3 separate regions of the Homo sapiens genome follow, and all the other regions are linked to region 2. Evidence: chromatin contacts called from ENCODE Hi-C or POLR2A ChIA-PET data. All regions are on one chromosome and are shown on one strand. Each heading gives the region's core, a stretch centred on a gene start or an enhancer-like site at or near the end of the contact. The rest is flanking DNA. Distances are from core to core; before and after follow the strand shown.

What was found. Hi-C counts contacts between places; a loop is a spot of excess contacts on that map. ChIA-PET counts read pairs that join two places held with the same protein, here RNA polymerase II (POLR2A). Pooled maps may share reads with other maps.
Region 1: a loop to region 2 is called in a pooled map, with 6 times the contacts of the local background. The contact joins the promoter of SCO1 here to the promoter of UBB in region 2. A Hi-C loop is called at or near these places in 2 of 50 pooled maps. POLR2A ChIA-PET finds 5 or more read pairs at or near these places in 2 of 52 experiments (GM10248 and endothelial cell of umbilical vein).
Region 3: POLR2A ChIA-PET joins it to region 2 with 25 read pairs in IMR-90. The contact joins the promoter of GLP2R here to the promoter of UBB in region 2. POLR2A ChIA-PET finds 5 or more read pairs at or near these places in 2 of 52 experiments (H1 and IMR-90).

The regions. Positions count from the first base shown.
Region 1 is chr17:10,694,464-10,698,893 of GRCh38, forward strand. It overlaps SCO1 (synthesis of cytochrome C oxidase 1), which reads right to left and starts at 3,070. Exons shown (of 6, transcript NM_004589.4): 1 at 2,772-3,070; 2 at 1,278-1,368. The coding sequence starts at 3,044. ADPRM (ADP-ribose/CDP-alcohol diphosphatase, manganese dependent) reads left to right here and starts at 3,131. Exons shown (of 4, transcript NM_020233.5): 1 at 3,131-3,204. RefSeq lists enhancers at 2,047-2,870, 2,871-3,695, 2,989-3,283, 2,999-3,048 and a silencer at 3,169-3,498.
Region 2 is chr17:16,378,835-16,383,765 of GRCh38, forward strand. It overlaps UBB (ubiquitin B), which reads left to right and starts at 2,257. Exons shown (of 2, transcript NM_018955.4): 1 at 2,257-2,350; 2 at 3,068-3,906. The coding sequence starts at 3,074. The coding sequence ends at 3,763. It overlaps LOC124903937 (a long non-coding RNA gene), which reads right to left and starts at 512. Exons shown (of 2, transcript XR_007065643.1): 1 at 1-512. RefSeq lists an enhancer at 1,957-2,236.
Region 3 is chr17:9,823,699-9,828,217 of GRCh38, forward strand. It overlaps GLP2R (glucagon like peptide 2 receptor), which reads left to right and starts at 2,226. Exons shown (of 13, transcript NM_004246.3): 1 at 2,226-2,554. The coding sequence starts at 2,366.

The sequences.
Region 1 (4,430 bases), core at 1,820-4,319, 5.7 Mb before region 2:
GAAGATTATCTGAACACTGAACAGCAGCAAAATTATCAGCGTCAATTTTCTAATTTTGATGGTTGTATTGTGGTTATGCTAGAAAAGGTCCTTGTTTGTAGGAAATACACCAAAAAGTGTTTGGAGCTAATGACGCAACATGTCAGCAAATAAATACTCTCAAATTATTTAGGAAGACTTTTCAGATTATTTAATAATACATTTTTTAAATAAAACAAACGTTAGAATTGCACTTGAAATTCCAAACTAAAGTCAAAAAAAGCTTCCATATTCTAGAATTTTCCCGCCACAACTTTCCTAGCTTTTGTTTCTTTGTGAAACTAAAGAAACTTACTGCTTATTAGACTATGAAAATCTTACCCAATACTACTTATTATGCCAAAGAGTCTCATATATATGTATGTCAGTACAAAACTTAACACTGCTAAGTTCCTAAAGCCTATGAATTCCCAGATTTAATCATTAACCTTTGTATATAATGTTATCAAAAGAGACTCCAAAGAATGGAAAGATTTAAGCAATACTTTAAAGATTTACCTAAAACCTCTAAACCAAATCTTAAAAGTCCTAGGATATTCACTAAAATGCAAAGTTCTTATAAATAATTTCTAAATATTTCAAGATGCTAATCCAGAGCAGTTCCTGGCATTTCCTGACCAGGCTCTTTTCACCTCCCCCTCATCCACAGAGGGCATGCAGTATCTACTCGCACTATGCTCCTTGCCTGATCTCTAGGAAGCCTTCTCAAATCTCAAGGCTGGGACTTGCTTTTGCTCTCACAACATGGTAAGCTTCCTTCTGGCCTGGCAGAATCGCATCTAGTAAAATACTTTACTTCTGTGTCTGTTTCCCTTCCGTGTGCACCTCAAAGGCTCGACTACATCTTACTCATCTTCGTACCCTCCAGATTTCATCTTGCCCAGTCAAATCTATCCACAGTATATCTTTTAACATTGTTATGCAGTGGTATCCTAGCTTGGATCCTGGAACAAATAAAAGACATTGATAGAAAAACAAGTGAAATCCAAATACAATCTGTAATTTAATAGTTGTGTGCCATTTAAAATTTCTTAGTCATGAAAAATGTGTCATGGTTATACAAGATGTTAATATTAGGGGAAGCTGGGTGAAAGGTATGTAGAACCTATGCTATCTTTGCAATTTTTTGGTAAATCTAAAGTTGTTTCAAAACAAAAAGCTAAAAAACAACAAAAAAGGTGCTAGTCCATAGCCAGGAAGACCTTTATACAGGGCTGAGCAGATGATAATCTACTTACTCTCTGCCTTTTCTTTCTTGACGTGCTTCATTCCAGCCAGTAAAGCTCCTCCAATAGCAAATGTGATTGCTAAAGACTTCCAGGAAACAGGCTACTGGGGCAGGGATTTCAAACATAAAAATTCTAGTAAGATGCAAACATTTAACCATACAAACTTATTAAAGTAGTTTTTAATATACATACACACAGGCCATGATGTTAAATGTGCAAAATGTTTCAGGGATGAGAAAATGCTCAAAGTTTCTGTGGATGCAGTTAGGTCTGGGATCTGAACTACAAAGGCATTCATCTCCAGGGGAAAGTTCCCTAAGTCAGTTCTCTTCATGTAAATAAAAAAAAAAAAAAAAAAAAAAAAAAGCTCAAGTACCACGATTGTTACTATGTGTGACCCTAGCTCCAGTAATGACTTTAAAACCAATTATGGCCGGGCGCGGTGGGTCACGCCTGTAATCCCAGCACTTTGGGAGGCGGAGGCGGGTGGATCACCTGAGGTCGGGAGTTTGAGACCAGCATGGCCAACATGGTGAAACCCCATCTCCACTGAAAATACAAAAATTAGCCGGGCGTGGTAGCGGACCCCTCTAAACCCAGCTACACGGGAGGCTGAGGCAGGAGAATCGCTTGAACCCGGGAGGCGGACGTTGCAGTGGGCCGAGATAGGGCCACTGCACTCCAGCCTGGGCAAAAGAGCAAAACTCCGTCTCAAAACAAAAACCAAAATCCAAAAACACACACACAAAAAACAATTATCTGCTTATGCTGATACTGAGATAAATAGACCAAACGAAATTTGGGAGGTTAACTTAACTCTGGCTTCCAGAAGTAACAATGCCAAAGTAGAAGAGGAATCTAAAAGTGGAGCTTCTTGCAAATTACACCCATTATTTCTTTGTACCCTTATTCAACTCCCCAAATGAAGATGATGTTGGCCAACTAGACTAGGCCTAACTCATTAACCTTCCCGTAGCTCCAAAAACCCACTTCTCTTACCACAGGGTAGTGGCTCTCAAGTTATTTCTGGGTCAGAATTAGAACTCGAGAGAACCCCAAGAAAAAGGCAGATCCACACATAACTAAGTTCCACTTTTTGTTTCAATTTCAACGTATACATGGAACTCTGGATGGGGCTCAAGTGACAAATTATAAAAGTCCTCTGACTTCTCAATCACGGTAAACTTTAGGTTCATACCCTTAAGAAAACCTGAAACTTAATTTTTTTTTTTTTTTTGATGGAAACGCTAACATAAAATCCAAGTCGGGGCATCCAGCCACGTGGAGAGGGTGTAAAGTCTCAAGTTCTCTGTGGAGAACTGGGACTACCCGCAAGGCACGGGAAATGTAGGATGAAATTCCATGACCCAGGTAAGGCGCGCAAGCTAAGGACAACTTTAGGGGAGGCGGAGTAGTGTCTGAGGTTACGACCAAGTGGGATGTGGCCGCTGGGCTGGCCGACAGCCGCGACGAGCACCAGAAGGGTTCCAGGTGTGCACTCACCCCGGGCTTCGAGGGGCGCGTGGAGTCTCCGGGGCCCTTCTGCGACCACGGGGGTGGCGGCCTCGCAGTGCTGAGGGGCCGGGTTCCCAGGCAATAGCCAGGGCGCCCCGAGGCACGCCACGCCTCCGCTTGCCGCGCGCAGAACTGCCTCAGCAAGACTCTCGCAGTCCCCTCGGCTGGGCCCCAAAACTCGAGTCCGCGAGGCAAGAAGCGCCAAAGTTGGCCACCCAGAGGCCGCATAACTCGTCCGGGTACTAGGACCAGCATCGCCATGAGCCTCGGAGACCGGGTCTCCTTTGACCCTCCCCGCGATTTCCGGTAGCGTTCCGCTTCCTCCGGAAGTCGGAAGGAGTCGCTCTGTCCGTCCCGCTCGTTGGTGGCGCTGTTACATAGCCCGTAGTCAGAGGCCTTTCAGCCCAGGGGCCGGCGCACGGTAGGTAGTTCCCTGCGGCTGGAGGCGGGTCTGGCGCGGGCTGGGCGGTGCTGCGGGGCCGCGGGACAGCGGAGCGCCGGGAAGGGGGCTGCCTTAGGGGTCCAGGTGCGCGGCTGGGCCGAGGCAAGGCGGCCCCAAGCGCTGGGGGCCCCCGCTTTGGTCGTGGGCTTCGGTGACCACAGCTAGCTCCTCGCGCCGGGGACACCCCCACCTCGGAAGAGAGAACACACTGCCTAGAGACCCACGGGACTGGGCAGCCCCCATAACCCTACCTTGTCTGGCCGACTTTGTCAACCTCGTCCTGCCGGCCAAGAGGAAGTGCCAGAATGTTGACTCCTTTACATCTTTGAAATAGAAACCGACCCATTGCGATTGAAATAGTCTTTAACTTAAAAAAAATTGCTAATTAGGATAATTTGAGTGGTTAGGGCGGTCTGGAAGAACTTTAAATGCCCAGCGCTTCTAGTTATTTAACATTATAATGTAACCTAATTAATAAAGCATAGCAGTGTGTAAAGAAATATAGACAGCATGATATCCCATCCGTTAACTTAGTCTTCCTGGGTCCCAGTTTCTTAAAATACTCTCACGGACTCCCTTGCTCCCTACAGTTTCGTTATTTGAAGTTTGTTATGGGTTCCTCATCTGGAACTGCTTATGTTCCTTGTTAATGAGGCCAAGAGCATTCGTAGGTTTTTCGTTCTTTGTGAAAGTCTAACTTCATTTCATCTGCCTTTATTTATATCTTAATATCCGCAATATTAACCACTCCCTCCCCGCCCCTACCTCGGTGGTTGCTTTACAAAATACAGAGAAATAAAAAAAGGAAAATCGTCCTCTAATTATCTTCCTTAACTACAGATCCCGCTCCTGTGTGGCTTTTTTTTCCCCCATGGGACCGACTCTGAGTAGGAGAAACTCGTGCTCTGATGATTGTTGGACCAGAGCATGGTTGGTTTGCTTGTTTTCTATGAGTTAGCCAAACTAGCCAACTGTTCTGTTCTCTAACCCAGTAACGGAACATAGTGTTACCTGTGTTTCTTGATTCGCGGTTGGACTAGAATTTTCAGAAATTTCTGCCAAAGTTCTTAAATGTTTGTTCAGCACTTCAAGTCGTTAATCAAACTATTTTTTTCTATCTTATAGTTGCCTGTGGGTAGGATTTTTGCTCTTTTATCTTTGTGTATTTGTTTGCCCAGGGATAATTTTTTCTTGTAATTGACAAA
Region 2 (4,931 bases), core at 1,007-3,506:
GTGGCCACACCCAGGGTGTAGGGAAACCCGTTGCTTGGTCCTAGCTGGTTAACCTCACCCTTGCACAACAAGCACGTCAATGGGAGCAGGATCAGCTACTTTCTTGTAGGTGAATTCCCGTTTTTGAAGTGGGGTTTCGGCTCCCTAATCTGCACTTTTTTTTTTCCTACCAGTTTGGAGAAACAGCTGGGAAGAACTGGATTTGCAGGTATTGCTGGAGCCAGAGCGAAGCCCGGCCACTGTCACCATGGGCTCCAGCCTCGCCTCTCTGGGCCTGGTGGTGAGCGGCTTCAGCAACAGGTTTCCGGTCCCCGCAGAGGGTCCCACTCTGAACTCCCGATTTACAGACTGTTCTCGGGCCGTGATGAGGATTAAGACAATGCAACTAAGAGCACTCTGACTACAGAAGCATGATTTAAAGCTCCACAACCCTGCAATAACCACGAAGAAAAATAAAAAGCGGCTAGTCCGCCAGGCACGGTGGTTCATGCCTGTAATCCTAGCACTTTGGGAGCCCGAGGCAGGCGGATCTCCTGAGCCCAAGAGTTCAGTAACAGCCTGGGTAACATAGCAAGACTCTGATCTAACAACAAAAAAAAATTAGACCAGGAACAGTGGCTCACATCTGTAATCCCAGCACTTTGGGAGGCCGAGGCAGGCAGATCACCTGAGGTCAGGAGTTCGAGACCAGCCTGACCAACGTGGTGAAACCCCATCTGTACTAAAAAATACAAAAATTAGCCAGGCATGGTGACACGCACCTGTAATCCCAGCTACTCAGGAAGCTGAGGCAGGAGAATCGCTTGAACCAGGGAGGTGGAGGTTGCAGTGAGCCACATCACGCCACTGGCCTTCAGCCTGGGTGACAGAGTGAGACTCCGTCTCAAAAAATAAATACAAAATTAAAAAGCCAGGCGTGGTCCACGGTCCCAGCCACTTGGGAGGCTGAGGTGGCAGGATAACTTGAGCCCTGGAGGTCAAGGCTGCAGTGAACGGTGATCACACCACTGCACACCAGCCTGGGGACACAGCCAGACTTTGTCACAAAAAAGCAAAAACAACTGGCCAGTGTATGAGGGGCTCGTGTTTTTTGTTTGTCTGTTTGTTGAGACAGAGTCTCACTCTGTCGCCAGACTGGAATGCAGTGGCACATTCTCGGCCCACTGCAATCTCTGCCTCCTAGGTTCAAGCAATTATCTGCCTCAGCCTCCCAAGTAGCTGGGATTACAGGCGCCCGCCACCACGCCCGGCTAATTTTTTTGTATTTTTAGTAGAGACGGGGTTTCACCACCTTGGCCAGGCTGGTCTTGAACCCCTGACCTCATGATCCACCCGCCTCGGCCTCCCAAAGTGCTGGGATTACAGGCGTGAGCCTCCGCGCCCGGCCAGGGGCGCGCGTTTTTAAAACATGGGAGAGGGAATTGTGCTTCACAATCACCATCAGGTGTCTCGATATCGGGTGCCACGCCGTCCCGCTTCTGAGGCGCGGCGGCCCACTTTGGCAGGCCGAGGCGGGTGGATTACCTGAGGTCAGGAGTTCGAGACCAGCCTGACAAACATGGTGAAACCCCCGTCTCTACTAAAAATACAAAAAATTAGCCGGACGTGGTGGCGCATGCCTGTAATCCCAGCTACTTGGGAGGCTGAGGCAGGAGAATCGCTTGAACCCGGGAGGCGGAGGTTGCGATGAGCCGAGATCGCGCCATTGCACTCCAGCCTGGGAAACAAGAGCGAAACTCCGTCTCAAGAAAAAAAAGGAAAGACCCCCCCTCCTTCTCCCGCCGGAAATACCCTCTTTCAGGACGGCGCGCCTGTGCGGCGCACGCGCGCTCAGTTACTTAGCAACCTCGGCGCTAAGCCACCCCAGGTGGAGCCCAGCAACAACAGAGCCACCGCGTCCCCCACCAATCAGCGCCGACCTCGCCTTCGCAGGCCTAACCAATCAGTGCCGGCGCTGCAAGGAAGTTTCCAGAGCTTTCGAGGAAGGTTTCTTCAACTCAAATTCATCCGCCTGATAATTTTCTTATATTTTCCTAAAGAAGGAAGAGAAGCGCATAGAGGAGAAGGGAAATAATTTTTTAGGAGCCTTTCTTACGGCTATGAGGAATTTGGGGCTCAGTTGAAAAGCCTAAACTGCCTCTCGGGAGGTTGGGCGCGGCGAACTACTTTCAGCGGCGCACGGAGACGGCGTCTACGTGAGGGGTGATAAGTGACGCAACACTCGTTGCATAAATTTGCGCTCCGCCAGCCCGGAGCATTTAGGGGCGGTTGGCTTTGTTGGGTGAGCTTGTTTGTGTCCCTGTGGGTGGACGTGGTTGGTGATTGGCAGGATCCTGGTATCCGCTAACAGGTACTGGCCCGCAGCCGTAACGACCTTGGGGGGGTGTGAGAGGGGGGAATGGGTGAGGTCAAGGTGGAGGCTTCTTGGGGTTGGGTGGGCCGCTGAGGGGAGGGCGTGGGGGAGGGGAGGGCGAGGTGACGCGGCGCTGGGCCTTTCCGGGACAGTGGGCCTTGTTGACCTGAGGGGGGCGAGGGCGGTTGGCGCGCGCGCGCGTTGACGGAAACTAACGGACGCCTAACCGATCGGCGATTCTGTCGAGTTTACTTCGCGGGGAAGGCGGAAAAGAGGTAGTTTGTGTGGTTTCTGGAAGCCTTTACTTTGGAATCCCAGTGTGAGAAAGGTGCCCCTTCTTGTGTTTCAATGGGATTTTTATTTCGCGAGTCTTGTGGGTTTGGTTTTGTTTTCAGTTTGCCTAACACCGTGCTTAGGTTTGAGGCAGATTGGAGTTCGGTCGGGGGAGTTTGAATATCCGGAACAGTTAGTGGGGAAAGCTGTGGACGCTTGGTAAGAGAGCGCTCTGGATTTTCCGCTGTTGACGTTGAAACCTTGAATGACGAATTTCGTATTAAGTGACTTAGCCTTGTAAAATTGAGGGGAGGCTTGCGGAATATTAACGTATTTAAGGCATTTTGAAGGAATAGTTGCTAATTTTGAAGAATATTAGGTGTAAAAGCAAGAAATACAATGATCCTGAGGTGACACGCTTATGTTTTACTTTTAAACTAGGTCAAAATGCAGATCTTCGTGAAAACCCTTACCGGCAAGACCATCACCCTTGAGGTGGAGCCCAGTGACACCATCGAAAATGTGAAGGCCAAGATCCAGGATAAGGAAGGCATTCCCCCCGACCAGCAGAGGCTCATCTTTGCAGGCAAGCAGCTGGAAGATGGCCGTACTCTTTCTGACTACAACATCCAGAAGGAGTCGACCCTGCACCTGGTCCTGCGTCTGAGAGGTGGTATGCAGATCTTCGTGAAGACCCTGACCGGCAAGACCATCACCCTGGAAGTGGAGCCCAGTGACACCATCGAAAATGTGAAGGCCAAGATCCAGGATAAAGAAGGCATCCCTCCCGACCAGCAGAGGCTCATCTTTGCAGGCAAGCAGCTGGAAGATGGCCGCACTCTTTCTGACTACAACATCCAGAAGGAGTCGACCCTGCACCTGGTCCTGCGTCTGAGAGGTGGTATGCAGATCTTCGTGAAGACCCTGACCGGCAAGACCATCACTCTGGAGGTGGAGCCCAGTGACACCATCGAAAATGTGAAGGCCAAGATCCAAGATAAAGAAGGCATCCCCCCCGACCAGCAGAGGCTCATCTTTGCAGGCAAGCAGCTGGAAGATGGCCGCACTCTTTCTGACTACAACATCCAGAAAGAGTCGACCCTGCACCTGGTCCTGCGCCTGAGGGGTGGCTGTTAATTCTTCAGTCATGGCATTCGCAGTGCCCAGTGATGGCATTACTCTGCACTATAGCCATTTGCCCCAACTTAAGTTTAGAAATTACAAGTTTCAGTAATAGCTGAACCTGTTCAAAATGTTAATAAAGGTTTCGTTGCATGGTAGCATACTTGGTGTTTTGTCATGAAATTCTCTAGTGATGTGTGGGTACGCTTAAAACTGGTGAAAATGTTTAGGGATTTAATTTTGAGATTGGTAATGTGCTCAAAGTTAAGTCACTTGACTTTGGTATACACTTGGGTGGGCTGAGGGGCAAGAGCCTTCTTTGCTGTTTAAGTCATTACAAGTTAGGATCCTGGGTAAATGGCAAACTTTCTGAAGCTCGAATTTAAAGTCTGTTGGGAGGCCGAGGCAGGCGGATCACGAGGTCAAGATATGGAGACCACCCTGGCCAACATGGTGAAACCTTGTCTCTACTAAAAGAAAAAAATTAGCTGGGCGTCGTGTCGCCTGCCTGTAGTCCCAGCTATTCGGGAGGCTGAGGCAGGAGAATCACTTGAACCTGGGAGGCAGAGGTTGCAGTGAGCCGAGATCGTGCCACTGCACCCCAGCCTGGCGACAGAGCAAGACAACATCTCAAAAAGTTGGATATGCAGGCTTTTTAAAAGATGGTCTTGCTCTGTAGTCCAGACTGGTATACAGTGGCACGATGACAGCTCACTATCATTCCTGGGCTCAAGTGATTGCAGGCATTTTCTTTACATTGAAGGAAAGCAAATGTGCCTGTTGAGACCTAATCAAGGATTGCTGGAGAAACAAAGTTTTGATTGAGGCTGCTTGAATAGTGGTAACGTAACTGCTTTCAGTTCTGCAATTAATTGGGTGACTATGAGCTGTGTGTTTATTGCTCTGTAGTGTATTACACCAAAGTGTTTAACCTGGGTGGTAGTATGGGACCATAATCTTGTCTCTTTGCTGTATATGCTTTAACTGATGAGCCAAGCAGCAGCTAATCACCGAGTATGGAAGACGACTGGCTGAGGAGAAAGATGGCTTGCAGGTACTTAATGTTGAAAACGGTATTCTGATCTAAGACAATCTTCCTGATCTTGATAAGTTAGGTGGCAAGTTAAAGTGGTTCCTCACTTTTTTTTTGGACAGTCTCTCTTGCCCCAGGCTGGAGTGCAGT
Region 3 (4,519 bases), core at 976-3,475, 6.6 Mb before region 2:
ATGGAGCAGGTCCTTAGTGTTGGATTCCGGAATCAGGGAATCCCAAGGACTTCATAGGCCTGTTTCTTGTCCAGCTCTATGTAGAGAAGGACTACGGAAAACAGATGCTTGTTCCAGGGATGCTGGGTGATGCGAGGTACAGGCAGGCTACCTCAGGGCCAAGGTGCTGTGCAGAATGGGGAGGGCAGCATGTATCCCACTTGGCTGCAGGGTTCTGAGGCCAGGGGCCCGCAGATGCTAGAAGACAGAACCCTGGGCACCATCGCTCAGGCCCTCACTGAACGGGGCACTGGCAGGAGCAGTGATGCTGAAGATTTTTAAGGAACTCCTCGGGCAGAGGACACTGATGAAGGTGTGAGGGCAGAAGATTCTGCAGAGCATCCTGAAAACACACAGGCTCTTGATGATGTGTTAGACACCTCCTGAATACCCCCCAGACAGAATCTGGAATCTATGTGCCTGGGCTAGACAGTGATACTGGGTTAATATCACTCCATCTATACTTTGCCGCTGGCCGAGTCTGGGCACCTGTGTCCTGTGCTCTCACTGGCCTGGTGGGGTGTCCAGTCTCAAGGGAAGAGGCCTTACTAAGTTCCATCGCTAGAGGGCAACCAGCCAATGGGTGGGGAAGTCGTGTGTGGCCCCCAACTTTCATCCCTTCAGAAATAAAGGATGTTTTTGAGAAAAAGTTGCAAGAGATGAGATGGAATATTCTTGCAAAGCAGGTATTTTCTTTAAAGACAGACCATTTTCCAGCATGCAACTTGGAAGATGATCTTTAATGAGCACTCACAGAACGGAGTTGCAGCCACATTCAATGACCAAAGTCCATCCCTTGGGTACTTTCTCCCTCTGGGTCACTCCATCCTGCTCTCTGCCATCCCAGAGAGATGACCACGTCAATTCCAGAGGTGACACCACTCTGAGTCCATTTCTAGGGTCTTTGTTCTAGTTGAGCTTTTCATTGTTAAGGTCTAAAATCTTGTCACATGGAGTTTTTAAGATTTTTAGGGATGTCTATTAAGAAAAGCATGGCTGCTTTTCCCAACTGTTCAGAATTCATTCAGTTGAAAAGTTACCCAGGATGAGTTCCTATGTTTGACTTGAAGAGGGAAGGAAAAAATAACACAAAAACAAAACCAAAAACGAAGTGAAAACATGTTCTTCTTGCCTCTTGCTGACTCACTGTTCCAACCAATCAAGACATCTTCCACCTGGGCCTCCAATTTGGGAGGCTGGGAGACATTGCAGGGACGCTGGGAGCTGGCCTGGGAGAGGTGGAGTAAGAAGTTCCAAGCAGAGCCTTTGGGAGGCATGGCGATGAGCCTGCTAAGAACTCACCGGAGAGGGCAGGGGCAGGACAGGGCACCCTCCCAAGTACCTGTGCTCAAGCAACTCTGGTCAGAAGACCTGCCTATCCGGTTCTGCTGTTTACTTGCTGTGTGGCTTTGGGCAAGCCATCCAACCTCTCTGAGCCTCAATGTTTCTCAGCTGTCAAATGGAGAATTCATCGTATCCTCATGGGGTTATTGTCAGGATGTGCGAAATAGGATGGTGGGTTAAAAGACGTTGTCAATGTGAGTTGTGGGGACAGCCTACTCCTGTGCTGGTTAGTAAGTGATGTATCATCAATTCCATAAAAGGGTCTGTCAGGTGGGCTGAGCCACATGTGCTTAGAACAAGTGGGCATTCAAGATGAGTGAATGTTGCACTTTTCAACACACTGTTTTGCTATTGTGTAGGCATAACCTACGCCGCTGATTGGGTTTTTGCTTCATGGCCTGGGCTGGGAGCTGTTCTCTCCTGAGCTGAGCAACCACCTCTCCTGCAGTCTCTGCATAAACAGGACCCAGAGGAGATTTTGCCTTTGTGGTTAGCCTCAGCCCAGCCTGGACAAGCTTAATGCCTTAGAAAGAAATACCCTGCCTCAAAAAGACACCTGCCTCTAAACTGGCTCGAGCCCCATCGCCTTCTGCCAGCCATTCCTCTGTAGCTCGAACCCCAGCCTGTCTCAGCCAGCTTCGTGCATTGAGCAGAACCTTCAGGGTGGAGCCCGCTGACCGCCTTGTTCTTTCTCCTCAGCCTGTCAAGGAAGTCCCAGAAAGCACAGCTGACTTAGGGAAGGTCTGGGAAAAATCTCCCTGCTTTTGGGGGGGCAGGGGCGGGGGATGAGCCAGGGCCGAGAAGGAACTCTGAAGACTCCGTAGATTGCTCTAGACCGCCTCAGACACTCTCGGCGCAGCGTGGAGAGGATTTGTGCAAACATTTCCTCTGTGGACCAAGAGGAATGCAAGAGGAGGCTGCCTGCGGTGCATCTTGGACGGCTAGAGAGATGTACCCCTACTTGTGAAGGTGCACGAGGAAGATGAAGCTGGGATCGAGCAGGGCAGGGCCTGGGAGAGGAAGCGCGGGACTCCTGCCTGGCGTCCACGAGCTGCCCATGGGCATCCCTGCCCCCTGGGGGACCAGTCCTCTCTCCTTCCACAGGAAGTGCTCTCTCTGGGCCCCTGGGAGGCCCTTCCTCACTCTGGTCCTGCTGGTTTCCATCAAGCAAGTAAGAGCAGTTCATTATTATTATTATTATCAGTTGTATTTCCTGATTTTTTTTTAAAGAAGCAATTTAGGCCTCATGTAAGCAATTTGGAAAAGAGAAAACAGTATTAAGAAAATAATGAGCCGCCATAATCCTAGCATTCAAAGGTAATCACTGTTCATATTTTGGCATATTGTCCTCAAACCTTTTCTCTATGCATTTGTTTTTTTTTACAACAGCTGATATTAGGAAGCATAAAACATGTTGTGTCCTGGTCCCCCCAACCAGCCCCGCATCATATTATAAGCATTTCCCCACGTCAATGTGAGTTCTGCAAATAGCATTTACAATTGCTGCACATATCCTTCTGTTTGTCTTCAGTATTCTCCCAGCTTTGAGTATTTAGGTTGAGCAAATCCATTTTTCTTTTTCCTTTCCTTTCCTTTCCCTTCTGTTTCCTTTTTCCTTTCATTACAAAAATGTTGAACGCTAATTGTTTTTTTAAAATACAATTCAAAGAAGTGAAATGCAAACTACAAATCACTCTACTTCCAACAGCTGCAGATCATCCTCATTCACATTTGGGGGCTTATACTTCCAGACATTTTTCTACCATTGTTTGCATACAGTTTTTTGTTTGTTTGTTTGTTTGTTTTTTGAGATGGGGTCTCGCTCTGTCGCCCAGGCTGAAGTGCAGTGGTGAGATCTTGGCTCACTGCAACCTCTGCCTCCCGGGTTCAAGTGATTTTCCTGCCTCAGCCTCCTGAGTAGCTGGGATTACAGGTACGTGCCACCACCCGGCTAATTTTTGTATTTTAGTAGAGATGGGGTTTCACCATGTTGGCCAGGCTGGTCTTGAACTCCTGACCTCAAGTGATCTACCCGCCTCGGCCTCCCAAAGTGCTGAGATTATAGGCATGAGCCACTGTACCAGGCCTACATACAGTTTTTTTTTTTAAACAAACACAGGCACATACTATAAATATTATTTTGTAATCTGCTTTCTTCATAACAAAATACACTAATAACACAGCTGACATCACTATGGAGCACTTGCTCTGCACTGGGTTGAGTGCCAGGTGCCCCCGTTCCTCATATTTTCTCCTTCTGTGTTCTCAGCAACCCTATAGACTGAGGTTCTCTTGTTAATCCCCTTTTACAGATGAGTAAACTGAGTCTCGGAGAAGTTGAGCAACATTCGTCCATGTTAGTAAATGTAGATCCATGGTATAATATTTAAGGGCTTTAAGGGTTTATTGTAATGTCTTTAACTATCCTCTATCGTTGGGCATGCTGGTAGCTTGCTTTATTCTATCCAAGAAGATTAGACCTTCGTCCTCTTTCCAAGTTTCCATTTGGATACTGGGCTATGGGCAGTATAAAAGGATGATGGGAAGGAACCCCAGTTCCACTTGTCTGAATAACGAAAGTAGCTTAAGGAATGGCTCAGACTGGGCACGGTAGCTCACGCCTGTAACCCCAACACTTTGGGAGGCTGAGGTGGGCAGATCACAAGGTCAGGAGTTCAAGTCCGGCCTGGCCAACGTGGTGAAACCCCGTCTGTACTAAAAAATACAAAAATTATCTGGGCATGGTGGTGTGTGCCTGTAATGCCAGTTGCTCAGGAGGCTGAGGCAGGAGAATTGCTTGAACCTGGAGGTGGAGGTTGCAGTGAGCCAAGATCACGCCATTGCACTCCAGTCTGGGCAGTAGAGTGAGGATCTGTCTCAAAAAAAAAAAAAAAAAAAAGGAATGGCTGTCTTCCTCCTTCGTTCCATGGGCAGGGTGAGTCCCTGTTCATGGTCTTGGAATTCTAAACCCCTCCAATCCCCATGTAGGGCAGGCTGTGGTACCAGGTCTCATGAGGGTTCACCTCAGGCTTTCTTTGTTGCAAGCCTGGGGCTAGACAGGCAGATAACCCCTGCCAGATTTCCTACATCCAGGTTCCCCTAGAGGCTGCCTTCAGGCCCTCATGGATTGTAAATG